2 separate regions of the Homo sapiens genome follow, and region 2 is linked to region 1. Evidence: chromatin contacts called from ENCODE Hi-C data. All regions are on one chromosome and are shown on one strand. The core of a region is the stretch at or near the end of the contact, and the rest is flanking DNA. Distances in the headings are between cores, read along the strand shown. Region 1 holds the start of XRCC4 (X-ray repair cross complementing 4). Region 2 holds the start of MTX3 (metaxin 3).

Region 1 (5,733 bases), core at 162-2,661:
TAGGTGTGATCCGAGGCAAGTCAGTCTCTTCATGTTTCACTTCTTTCACTTGTAAACATCTATTCAGAAGTTGCTGTGAACTTGATATTTCCATGCTTATAAACTGATTTTTTGAAAAGAGCCTGGTACATAGGACGTGATAATAAATGAAAGCATTTGCTACTTTTGGAAAAACAAGCATGACAAGATAGTTTATATACTGTTGATCTTAAGCACAGTATATGCATCTTATTTTTAGCTAGTCTGACAGTGAGATAATAAAAAGAGTTATCTTTGACTTGCACTACGAGTAGAAGAATTCAACTTCAGTTTCTAGAAAGATGTATAAGAATTAAGAGTGGCAGTCTTCCTAGTCTCAACTGCCATCTTCCCACCAGGTGGTAAATTCGTCCAGAGAAGAAAATGAATTATTGCTATATGGGATTCTGCAGCAACTTCTGTGAACATAGGCTCATAATTTTTCACCATGGAGACTCAAGCTTTTTGGAGTCATAGTTGTTTTTGGGTCTATTTGCAGGCATGCATCCTTTGTCCAGAAATATACATAACATTTGGCACATGGACCTGGAGGTAAAAGAGGAGGAAGGCCTGAGGCTAGACACCACTCCAATAAGTACATTAAGCTCCTAGAAGGGCAATCCACCTTTGCAGAGAACTCTTAACTATTAAAACCTATAGCTTGTAAAGCAGCATTTTCAAAGTTAAGAGAAGAAGGTGGAAGGGTCTTGAGAGGCTACTGACTAAACAGATGAAAATGAAGGTATGGAGTTTGGTGCCAAAAGAAACTCCCCCCAAAAATCAAACAATAACACCAGAGTAAAGCCCCTAGGGCGAGATAAGGAGTTGCAACAAAACAAGCGGAAACTCGAGAAGCGCTAATGCTTCAAAGGGTCAATGACCACACATAATCTACGTAGCCAACGTGTTAAAACACACCAACGCATTTTTTTTTCCTAAACAAAGTAGGAAAGCGGACTTTGCATGAGGGGCGGGCTGCCGACCCAGCAGTCTTCCTCGGACAGTCCGTCCTGATTCTCTCTGGTTGGCCGTGGAGGGACCACATGGCTCCAAGGCCTCTCAGCTCCGGGCCCACACACCCCGGGCTGCCGCACAAACTCCAGCCCTAGTCTAGATCCACAACCCCTTCTCGAAGATCAACCGCGACCTGGGAGCCCCACTTCTTACCATAGCGAGGCCGGCGATGCCGCAGCCACATCACCCTTCCGGGGCTCAGGCGGAAGAGGCTGCATGTCCCGTCTGCCCTTCTCGCCCTCTCCAGCCGTCCGGTTGGGCTTGTCACGGCACCGCCTACCAAGACGGGCGGTTAAGACACTAGGATAGGCTCCTCTCCACCGGAAAAGGCGGGATTTAGATCACGTCCCGCAGGCCGGCGGAAGTAGCTGATACTCTCATTGGTTGCAAAACCTTGATCTGTGAAAGCGGGCGTTTTGGAAGATACCGGAAGTAGAGTCACGGAGAGGTAGGATCCGGAAGTGGGGCTGCCTCTTTAAATAACAAAAATCTGAGGTTCTGTTCTTTTTATCTTTTTGCTTTCTTTTTAAAAAAGTTCCCTGCTACTTACCCCTAGAACTCCACAATGCGAGAATCCCCCTCAATTTGTGAGCTCCCGCGACTTCCTCTTGTGGGCTTTTGGGGATGCTAGGGTTCTCGGCATTATCCTCAGGGTGCGACCTGTTCACCCCCTTTTCAGTTTCTCCGTTTGCATCTGAGGGATTCTTGGGAATGCGAAGCACTTTTGAAATGCTCTGTGTTGGTTGTGGGATTGGGAGGACGGTTGAATCCAGAGGGTAGTGTTGAGTAGGCTGTTTGAGCATTTCCCCAGCACTGGCCTGTCCTTTCAATCCCCAGATATTGGTAAACTGTGGGTTCCAACCAGGCATCGAGGCTGAAACGTACTAGGCAATTTGAGGTCAGGAAAGAACTTTCTGTGGTAACCAATGGGAAGGAACTGCCGTTTGCGGACTGCAGCGATTGATTAGGTACTTTAAAGAGATCAACTGGCAAGACAAATGACAAGGCAACTTTTAATCAGTAGTAGTATTTAGCTTTTTCTGATTTTAATTATCCCATTAGGTGAGGTTCTACTACACACACACGTTTTTCTTTCTGCATTTTATCGATGGAGAAACAGGCGCTTTGACATGTTTGAATTTGCGTAGTTCTTGGAATTCTAATAAAGTATTAGAAATGAGAGTTTTTCACTCTTTGCCCCCTTATGGCAAGCTTTTGGTTCTAAATGTGTGGTGTATTTTTTCTCAGGCAGGAGAGAGTTCTTTTCAGAATGTTTTCAATTTTTTATGGACTTAGAAGGTGGATAGAGAGAAAGAGAGAAGGTAACTCACGTGAGATTTTGGTTTATGAACTGTATTCGGCCTATGAGACCCTTTTGTATTTAGGGCAACACAATGATTAGAAGATTTGGGATTCTGCTATTTGTGTTTACATTGTTCACTAGGGCACACAAAGGTTTTGTTTTAAACTATAACTAACTTGATATTTGAGTCTGTTATATTGAATTGTCAAGAGTTGGTCAAATACACAAATTAGCAAGTATTTACTGGGTGCCTGCTTTATTCATGGATCTTCAGATTGCAGCATAGGAACAAAGATGGTCTGTTCCTTTAAGGAATTTAATAAGGTTGGGGGAGAGGGGAATAAGAAAGGTATTTAAAAGATACAGTACTCTCCACCTAAGGATAAAAAAAGTCTTTTAATGTTCTGTCTTGTAATTCCTTTATATTATACCTTTTAGGTCTTGCCATTCAAATTAAACAAACCTGGTTTAGTTATGGAAATTATGTTGTGCAATTTATCGAGCTTGGCTTTTAGGGCAGTAAATGTGTCTGTAGACATAACTGCCCTTGGTTTCATGTGAAGATTGTCTTGATCTTTGTTACATATAAAGGTAATACTTCTGTATGAAGCTCTGCTTCAGGCTACCTGTGAAAAGCATCAGAAAGCTTAACTTGTTAGAGATCACAATTGATTTGCTATATCTATATATTTTAATTAATTTTAGGCTATGACTTCTTATGTACCTGAGCTTCAAAACAGTAAAGAACGGCATTGCCAGTTTTTAAGTTATCTATAGAGAAACACATATGCCAATAAATGAGGCTGAACAAATATGTATAATGTTTATTGCATTTATGTAAAACATCAAAGTTAATCTGACGTGGTGAGTTTTTTTTGGGAGGTGGTAGTTTAGCTCCATTGTCTTACATAAACCCCCTACTTTTTGGTTTTCAGATTATATCACAATTTCTAAAATCTTTCTGGCAGCTTTGCAGTGAATCCTCATTTAAAACCATCTTGGATCCTTTCCTTACTAGAAATAAAATCTGTCTGTGTTATTCCTTTGTTCAAAAATTATTATTTATTTTTATTTTTGAGACAGGATCTTGCTCTGTTGCCCAGGGTGGAGTGCAGTGGCACAATCATGACTCACTGCAGCCTCAACCTCCAGGGCAGAAGCGATCTATCCTCCTCCCTCAGTATCCCCAGTAACCGGGACCATGGTTGCATGCCACCATACTTGGCTAATTTTATTTTATTTTTTGTAGAGACAGGGCTCACTATGTTGCCTAGGCTGGTCTCAAACTCCTGGGCTCAAGTGATCCTCCCGCCTCGGCCTCCCAAAGTGCTGGGATTACAGGTGTAGGCCACCGCACCACGTCTGGCCTGTTCAAAAAGTATTATCTCACCTGCATCTGGAAGAATATTTCCAACTTTGGTTTCATGGGTATATTAAAATCGTATGTAAAAATAGTGGATATTTGTAGTTTTCTGTGGCGCCAGTGCACAGGTGTCCTCAGTGTTATGAGGATTACATGAGTTATTACAAGTAAATCATCTAGGCAAATGTTTGGCATACAGTAAGCACTCAGAAAGTGTTGGCTATTACTGTGCATGGCTTTGTCTTTGCTAAATTAAAAGTCCCTGGAGAGGAGGAATTATAATGGAGGAATGGTTGAATTGCATATATTAGGCACTAAATACAGTAGTCCCTCCTTATCTGAGGTTTTGATTTCTGCAGTTTCAGTTACCCATGATCAACCACAGTCTGAAAATATTAAGTAGAAAATTCCAGCCGGGTGCGGTGGCTCATGCCTGTAATTCCAGCACTTTGGGAGACCAAGGCGGGCAGATCACTTGAGGTCAGGAGTTTGAGACCAGCCTGGCCAACATGGTGAAACCCCATCTCTACTAATATACAAAAATTAGCCAGGCGTGGTGGCATGTGCCTGTAGTCCCAGCTAGTCAGGAGGCTGAGGCAGGAGAATCAATTGAACCCGGGAGGTGGAGGCTGCAGTGAGCCGAGATTGTGCCACTGTACTCCTGCGTGGGCAACAGAGCGAGACTCCATCTCAAAAAAAAAAAAAAAAATTCCAGAAATAATGCATACATTTTAAATAGCATGCCTTTCTGAGTTGTGATGAAATCTTATTCCATCCTATCCCATTCAGCCCGGGGCCATGAATCATCTCCTTGTTTAGCGTATCCCTGCTGTATAAGCTTCCTGCCTTTTAGTTGCTTGGTTATCAGATTGATGGAGGTGGTATCACAGTGCGTGTGTTCTAGGAATACTTATTTTACTTAATTATTGCTTCAAAGCACAAGAGTAACGACGCTGGCAATTTGGTTATGCCAAAGAGTAGCTGTAAAGTGCCTCTTTTAAGCAAAAAAAGGAAAGTTCTCCACTTAATAAGGAAGAAAAGAAATCCTATGTTGATGTTGTTAAGAACTATGGTAAGAACAAATCTATCTGTAAAATTGTGAATAAGCAAAAAGAAATTTATGCTAGTTTTACTGTCACACCTCAAACTGCCAAACTTATAGCCATAGTGCATTATAAAAGCTTAGTTAAGATAAAAAAGGAATTAAATTTGTGGTTAGAAAATGTGAACAGAAGCATGCTCAGATTGAAGGCAGTTGGATTCAGCCTCCTCACGGGGCCTTGGGATATACACCCTTGGATAAGGAGAGGACTGCTATAAAAGGTTTTAGTATTAAGTTGGTATTGCATTTGTATCACCAGACCACTTTCTCCCCATTTTCTCTTTTTACTTTGTTGCTAGTGTTAATGATAGGGTTGATTTACATTACCTTTTACATTACCTACCTTTTTTCATTCACTGTTATTCACATATATTGAAAGACAATTGTTCTGCTTTTTTCCTCTTATCCTCAGCTAGCCTCCCTAACCTCAGGTAGAGGTTTTTCATGTTCCAGTGTTTGTCCTTTTTTTCTCCCCCCTTGTTTTTATTCCCTTCCCACATGGCTTTTCAATTCAGACTGAAATGTACTTGAGGACCAAAGTTAATACAGTTTTATTCTGTTAGGGATTTTTGTTAAATAAGTAGAGTTTCAGCTGCCCTTGTCACACACAAAAAATAAGATAGATGATAGGTGTTAATCTCCTTGACTAAAATAACCATTTTACTATCTGTGTGTATCCTATAATGTCAACTTGTAAACCTCAAATATACACATTAACATTTTTTAAAAAAAGAAGTTTCACCAAAAAAGACACTTCTATTTAATGTATGTCTTATTTCTTTTACCTTAAGAAATGTTTCTCTTAACCTTTCTCCATTTTCAACCCCATTTGTTTGCTCTTCTCTGCAACAAAAATCCTCTAAAGAGTTTTCTATGCTCCATGTTCCAATTCCTCTTTTTCTACCTCTGCATCTTCATTGGTATATTTAAAAG
Region 2 (5,895 bases), core at 666-3,165, 3.1 Mb before region 1:
AACGTGGTATTAAAATGGGAGAAAGAGAAATACAAATCCAGTGAAACCTATTGCTTAATGCACATAAAGTTCTTAGCACAGCATCACATACACAATATGGTCAATAAATGTTACAATATTAACTACTATTATTTTCATGCTTGTTAATGACCTAGTTCAGTGCATGGCATGTAGTACAAACAAAGCAACTATTATTTTTAACAAGAAGGAAACAGTTCCAATTGGCTGTGTTTCTCCCCAAGACAAAAGAAAAAACCTTCCAATTTATAAAAGTTCAAAATGTTATTGACACAATTTTTTTAAGTACAGTATTGGCAAAACAAATAACTTATCCATTCATATAAATCTTTACATGTTTAAACATTTTGGATACATAATTCTCTACTGTTAAAACATTTAGATACATTATTCCATAAAACTGCTATTAAGAGCTTTTTAAAAATAATATAGTTGCTAGTTGGTGAGAGCTCAGGTGTCATGCCCAGCACAAAATGTGTACCAACTATGTGACAAAATACACAATCCTATCAATAAGTTTAATAGTGAAAATGGCTAATTAAATCTACTTACATACAAATTTCAATAAAATTCAAGCAAAGTTTATTAAAATATAAACTGACTACCTCTTCATATGACTTTCAAATCACAGAACTCATGCTTTAGAGCAGTGATTCTCAAATCTATTTTTACATCTTGTCCCAGGTATCTCCAATTGTCTAATGAGTTGGCAAAAAAAAATAAATAAATAAAATAAAGCCCAACATGCAGGGATCAACAATCTACCAATCTACTTCTTCAAAGTGAACCACCCACCTGTTTTCTTAAAAAGTTTAGTATTTTTGCTGGCTGAGAAACCATGTCGTCTTCAGTTGTCAAAATTGGTACATCGCCTATAATCAAAAAACAGTTTACATACAAGGACACAGTGTGATTTCCTCTGAGAGATTCCAATATCCTAAAAACTATAGCAGTTGCACATTTAGAGGGGAAAAAATGAGTAAGCTTGTCTTGGTTTTTTTGCTGTTTCACAAAGAGCGGTTCTAAAGAACATTTTCGTTTCTCATAATTTCCAGTGATTTCGCTTGCACTTTGAGGTATTACTCAGAATGATCAAACCATAAACAACACAGAGCCAAGGTCACGGTAAGAAACTAAATCCTCAATATTATAGCTATATACCTCACAGCTTTAAATGGAAGAAGAAAAAAAAGAGTGCAGAAAGGGGAGTGTAAAGGTTTACACTATACCTCTTGAACCTCTCCAGGTGTTATCTATCACATTGACTTTCAAGGGTGCACCAGAAAATTTGGCATAAGCCTGAAACAGAGTTTGCAATCAAACATTTTAGACCAAGTGCGTAATGCAAAGCTGCAGAGCAGCTTTACTTCACAGCCCCATCCCCCAAAGGCAGAAGGCGACTGATACTGAGGCCGCATCCCTCCCCGTGATCTCAAGTAGGGACGCGGGCGCCAGCCACCCGGCTTTCGAGGACTTTGCTCCCCAAAAGGTCCTGGGGATGCAGAGTAGGGAGGGCGCGCCCCTTGCTTCGGGGTTTCACTCCACCGCCCAGACAGCTTTGTGAGGCGGACAAAACTCGGAGCCAAGCGGAGAAGCCTTGATGTCGCCGCCGGCCTTCGGCGGGGGTATCGGCCAGGTTGGGACTCGTCGGTGGGAGGGAGCCCAGGGCAATGCAGCGTGCAGCGGCTCGGCCCTCCTGGACCCCGCAGCGCAGCGGGAAACTGGGGCAAGTCAGCCTGGCGCCTCCAGCCCCGCCCCTTCCTCCTGCGCCCTGGCCCGCGAGGCGGCCTCACCATCACCACCAGGGACTCGCTGTGAACCGATGGGAGTCCCCAGCCGCCTCCCCAGCAACTGAGTTCCAAGGGGGCCGCCATCTTGCGCGGGCCGACCTTTACTATCCCGGAAGTACTTTTCCTCCTAATTTCCGGCACGTGAAACGCGGGGGCGTGGCTAAGGGAGGGAAGGGTAATTTGGGGGCTCTTGAGAGATGAGAGAAACAACGACTGGAGGGATTAAGAAGAACTCTTAGGAGCAGCTTGGCCTAAAGGGTAAGAGTTGTGTGCCTTAAGTCAGACCCACCAGTAATTCTTCAAATATTAATATTTATTAGATCCCTAGAGTGTTCCAAACCCTTTGAACATTAAATCTGTGTGATGCCTAAATTAACCTGTTTGTAAAACAGGGATGACCCAGTATTTACAAGATTGTGGTATTTACAATGTCGGAGAGAAAGAACTTGGCACACAGGAGGCACTCAGTAATTGTTCAACCCCTTCTCCCATGTATGTGGCCTCTGCCTGCCTTTCCAGCCTCAACCTGTTCTCACCCTCATGTTCACTGGCACAACCCTGCTTAAAAGTTACAGTATTTCTGAACGTCAGGTAAATTGTGCCCACCTTCAGTGCTGGTCCTTCAATCTGGAATATCTTTCTTCCCTATGCAGCTGCTCCCTCAAAAATGAGCTTAACTCACCTTCCCTGTGATGTTTTTACAAAGTTAGGAGCTCTGGGTTCTTGTAGCCCCTTGTGCATATTTGAATTGTAGCTTCTCTCCCTAGCTACAGACCTTTTGCCTTTCACAGAAGAGGGCTAGCTTCATAGGTTTGGGACCTGTGCAGCCACACAAGGCTCTGTGCTTAAAAAGGCTCCTCATTTGGCTGATGCTCTTCCGTCACTGTCTTGAAATTCTTAAGTTTTGAACAAGGGGCTCTGCATTTTTATTTTGGACTGGGCCCCTCAAATCATGTAGCTCGTCATGTCTGTGGGCCTAATGAGCACAGACTAAATGTTTCTTGACGTTAAACCTGACAGTTTCTCAGAAAAACTATTAAAGAGGAAATTTTGGTCTTGGAAATGCTATGATCCAAACATATGACTGGGTCTCAGAGTTAGAACTTGGGTGCTGGGTCTTTTTTCTAGAAGGCACAGTAGTCTTTCTGGGACACCCTCGCAGTCATGCCTCTGAGTTCTTTCCTCTATTCCACTGAGATGGTCGGATCTTCTTAACTAAAACTCAAAAGAAACCTCTGCAACTTTTCGTAAAATTACTATTCAACAAATATTTGCTAGGCACTCCCTTACTGTTTACATAATCATTCAAATTACAGTGCCAGCCTGCTAAAGTCTTTTTTACATGTTTCAAAACCAAGAGTTCTAAGAAATGAAAAAGAGATATGTCAGAAATGAGAATTCATTAATAATAACTGTATAATTGGAAAATGCATAACATATGTACCATTAAAACTGTCGAAACATTTATTGAGCAGCTCCTATGTCTTAGACATCATAAGGTTCTGGAACAATACAGAAATATATAAAACATGAATTCTGTCCTCGGGAGTTTACAGTGCACAAAGGAGATATACACACACCAAGGTGTAACAAGTCAGATAATCACGAGTAGGGTTAGAAATATAAGCAAAATACTACAGAAACACAAAGGAGGGACAGTGCATCCTCTGTGTGATCAGTGGAGACTATCTGTTGAGTCTTCAGTATAAAGAAAGTAAAGTAATTCAACTTTCAGATTGTAATGGAACCTCCCTGTTTTGAGGGTTAGAAATGTCAAACCATAGACTGACAAAGGCAAGGCAGGGGGAAAGAAAATCCTAAGCCATAAAGCTGAGGGTCCATATACTACATTCAGGCATTTAAAACAATCATACAGAAAGAATGTGGATTTCCTGAGCCTTGTTTGTAGCAGGACTGAGAGGAGTGAATGAACATTCTTAGTGGACACATAACACAGTTACTCAGTTTGGCCTTCTTCCGTACTGCTGCTACTACATACAGTGATTTCATTTGCATTAAAGAGAAATTAAATCTCTTCCCTTAGTGTTGAATTGAGACAGAATAGCATGTCATTGCATCTGATGAAAGAATCCTTACACACAGGTTTATTAGTGCATAGATAATAGCAATCTTTTATTGCTGCAGTTCCTCTTGAGAGTCTGTATCTGTTAGATTGAATTTAAAAAACTCTAACATAGCTGATTGCACAAACAGGCTGAATACTGTTCCAGAGAACCACACAGAAAATTGAAGCCTTCAGAAATTATGCCTGGTATGGTTAGTTGGCTCCTGTGCCTTTTCCTGGCTGTTTTAGAGTATTGTTCAGAGTTCATCTAAATCATAACTTCAGATTCCTACCGGGAAGAATACTGTCTGCAAAACATCCATGTTTGTGTGGGATGGCCTGAATCACAGCTTTATAATGAGTATCCCAGACAGTGTTTTCCCCAAAAAAGAAATCTTATTTTTCAAAAGATGATCATTAAGAATGGTTTCATCTGGTGATAGTCATCTGAACTCAGGCAACCTGACCTTGGCATCCATACCCATCCTTCATGTGTTTCTTAACTTGGGAGCCACAGTGCAAGGTTTGTTAGGCTCTTTTTGTCTGGGTGATTAAGAATCTGGGAAATGGTGCTGTTGGGAAAGATGAAAGGTTTGTGACAAATGATGGTACAGTATATGGTCCCTTATGGGAAAATTAAATTGTAAAGTCTTAAATATCCCTTTGAACTTGAAGATTCTGTAATTTGTGTTCAGATATAAAATCCTTAAGGAGGGGAAAGAACAAACACTGAATAGAAAAAAGGAGAGCTGAGTTCTTGACTTGGCCTCTGATTAGCCATATGCGCTTGGGCCAATCATTTTACATTGATACCTCTGCTCATTCATTTATAAAGCAAAAGTTCTTTTATCTCTGAGATGCTATCATTTTATGTGTAATGAACATTTAATAATTTCTGACATTTATGGAGCAATTTCTACATGCCAGAAGTTGTTTCAAGTATCTAACATAACTTGCTTTATCTCCATAATGATTTCATGACACAGGTACCTTCCTAAGGTTAACTAACATCTTTGTGTCCCTCCTTGAAAATAGAAGAAAATATCAGTACCCATATAGCCAGTAGGTGGTAGAACCAAGATTTGAACCCAGGCAGTTTTGGCTTCAGAGTTTATACTCTTAACCACTGTGTCATACTGCCTCATGTAGCCTCCTGTGTAGTCCATTAAAAAGCCCAGTTTCACCCAAAGTGGAGATATCAATGCCATGATATTATTGTTATTATTTATGTAAATAATATTTGTTTAGTATTACACCATTAAACGAATTCATTAAGCAGCTTCTGTATGCCTAGCACACTGCAAGCCTGTCAGGGAATAAAAATTTATGTTCGCCTGTAATCCTAGCACTTTGGGAGGGAGGATCACTTGAACCCAGGAGTTCAAGACAAGCTTGGACAACATGATGAAACCTTGTCTCAACAGAAACACAAAAATTATAGCTGGGCATGATGGTGTGTGCCTATAGTCTCAGCTACTTGGGAGGCTGAGGCGGGAGGATGGCTTGAGCCCAGGAGGAGAAGATTGCAGTGAGCCGTGATTGTGCAAAAACTTATGTTCAAGCTTTTAGAGGCACAGTTGATGAAACAAGGCCCACATATTTGAACTAACTAGAGACTATTAGGAAGTACCATTTTGTCAAGAAGACAAGTCTAGTATGGTTTTAGACAAAGGCTTGAATGTACTGCAATGCTTGGCAAAGGCCTAATGAAAGAAGATGATAGCTGATCTCGAAGGGTGGGTACGTTGCATTTAGATTGGCACAGAGTAAGGCATTGCATATGGGCTGTGCTATATAAGTGAAGGCATAGAAACAGGACTGACTATGGCAAGGAATCTGAAGATGAGTAAACGAATGCTGGGTTTGGTTATAAGCTGGAGACTGCTCAGGGAGAGTATTGGTTGACTAACTTGAGAACCAGAATTGGAAGGCATGGGAATTTATAGTTTTGAGAAAGTAAAGACAAGTAAAAGTCCAAATACAATATTAGTGGATTTACATAGTCAAGGATGGGAGGTAGAC

The links. A loop is a pair of places that touch in the nucleus more often than their neighbours do. Pooled maps may share reads with other maps.
Region 2: a loop to region 1 is called in a pooled map, with 13 times the contacts of the local background. The contact joins the promoter of MTX3 here to the promoter of XRCC4 in region 1. A Hi-C loop is called at or near these places in 5 of 50 pooled maps.

What each region holds. Positions count from the first base shown.
Region 1 is chr5:83,076,136-83,081,868 of GRCh38, forward strand. It overlaps XRCC4 (X-ray repair cross complementing 4), which reads left to right and starts at 1,412. Exons shown (of 8, transcript NM_003401.5): 1 at 1,412-1,480. It overlaps TMEM167A (transmembrane protein 167A), which reads right to left and starts at 1,259. Exons shown (of 4, transcript NM_174909.5): 1 at 1,186-1,259. The coding sequence starts at 1,188. RefSeq lists enhancers at 375-1,340, 997-1,266, 1,341-2,306 and a silencer at 1,327-1,416.
Region 2 is chr5:79,989,347-79,995,241 of GRCh38, forward strand. It overlaps MTX3 (metaxin 3), which reads right to left and starts at 1,916. Exons shown (of 9, transcript NM_001363818.2): 1 at 1,812-1,916; 2 at 1,248-1,317; 3 at 814-890. The coding sequence starts at 1,892. It also overlaps a transcript of THBS4 not described here. RefSeq lists an enhancer at 1,414-1,583.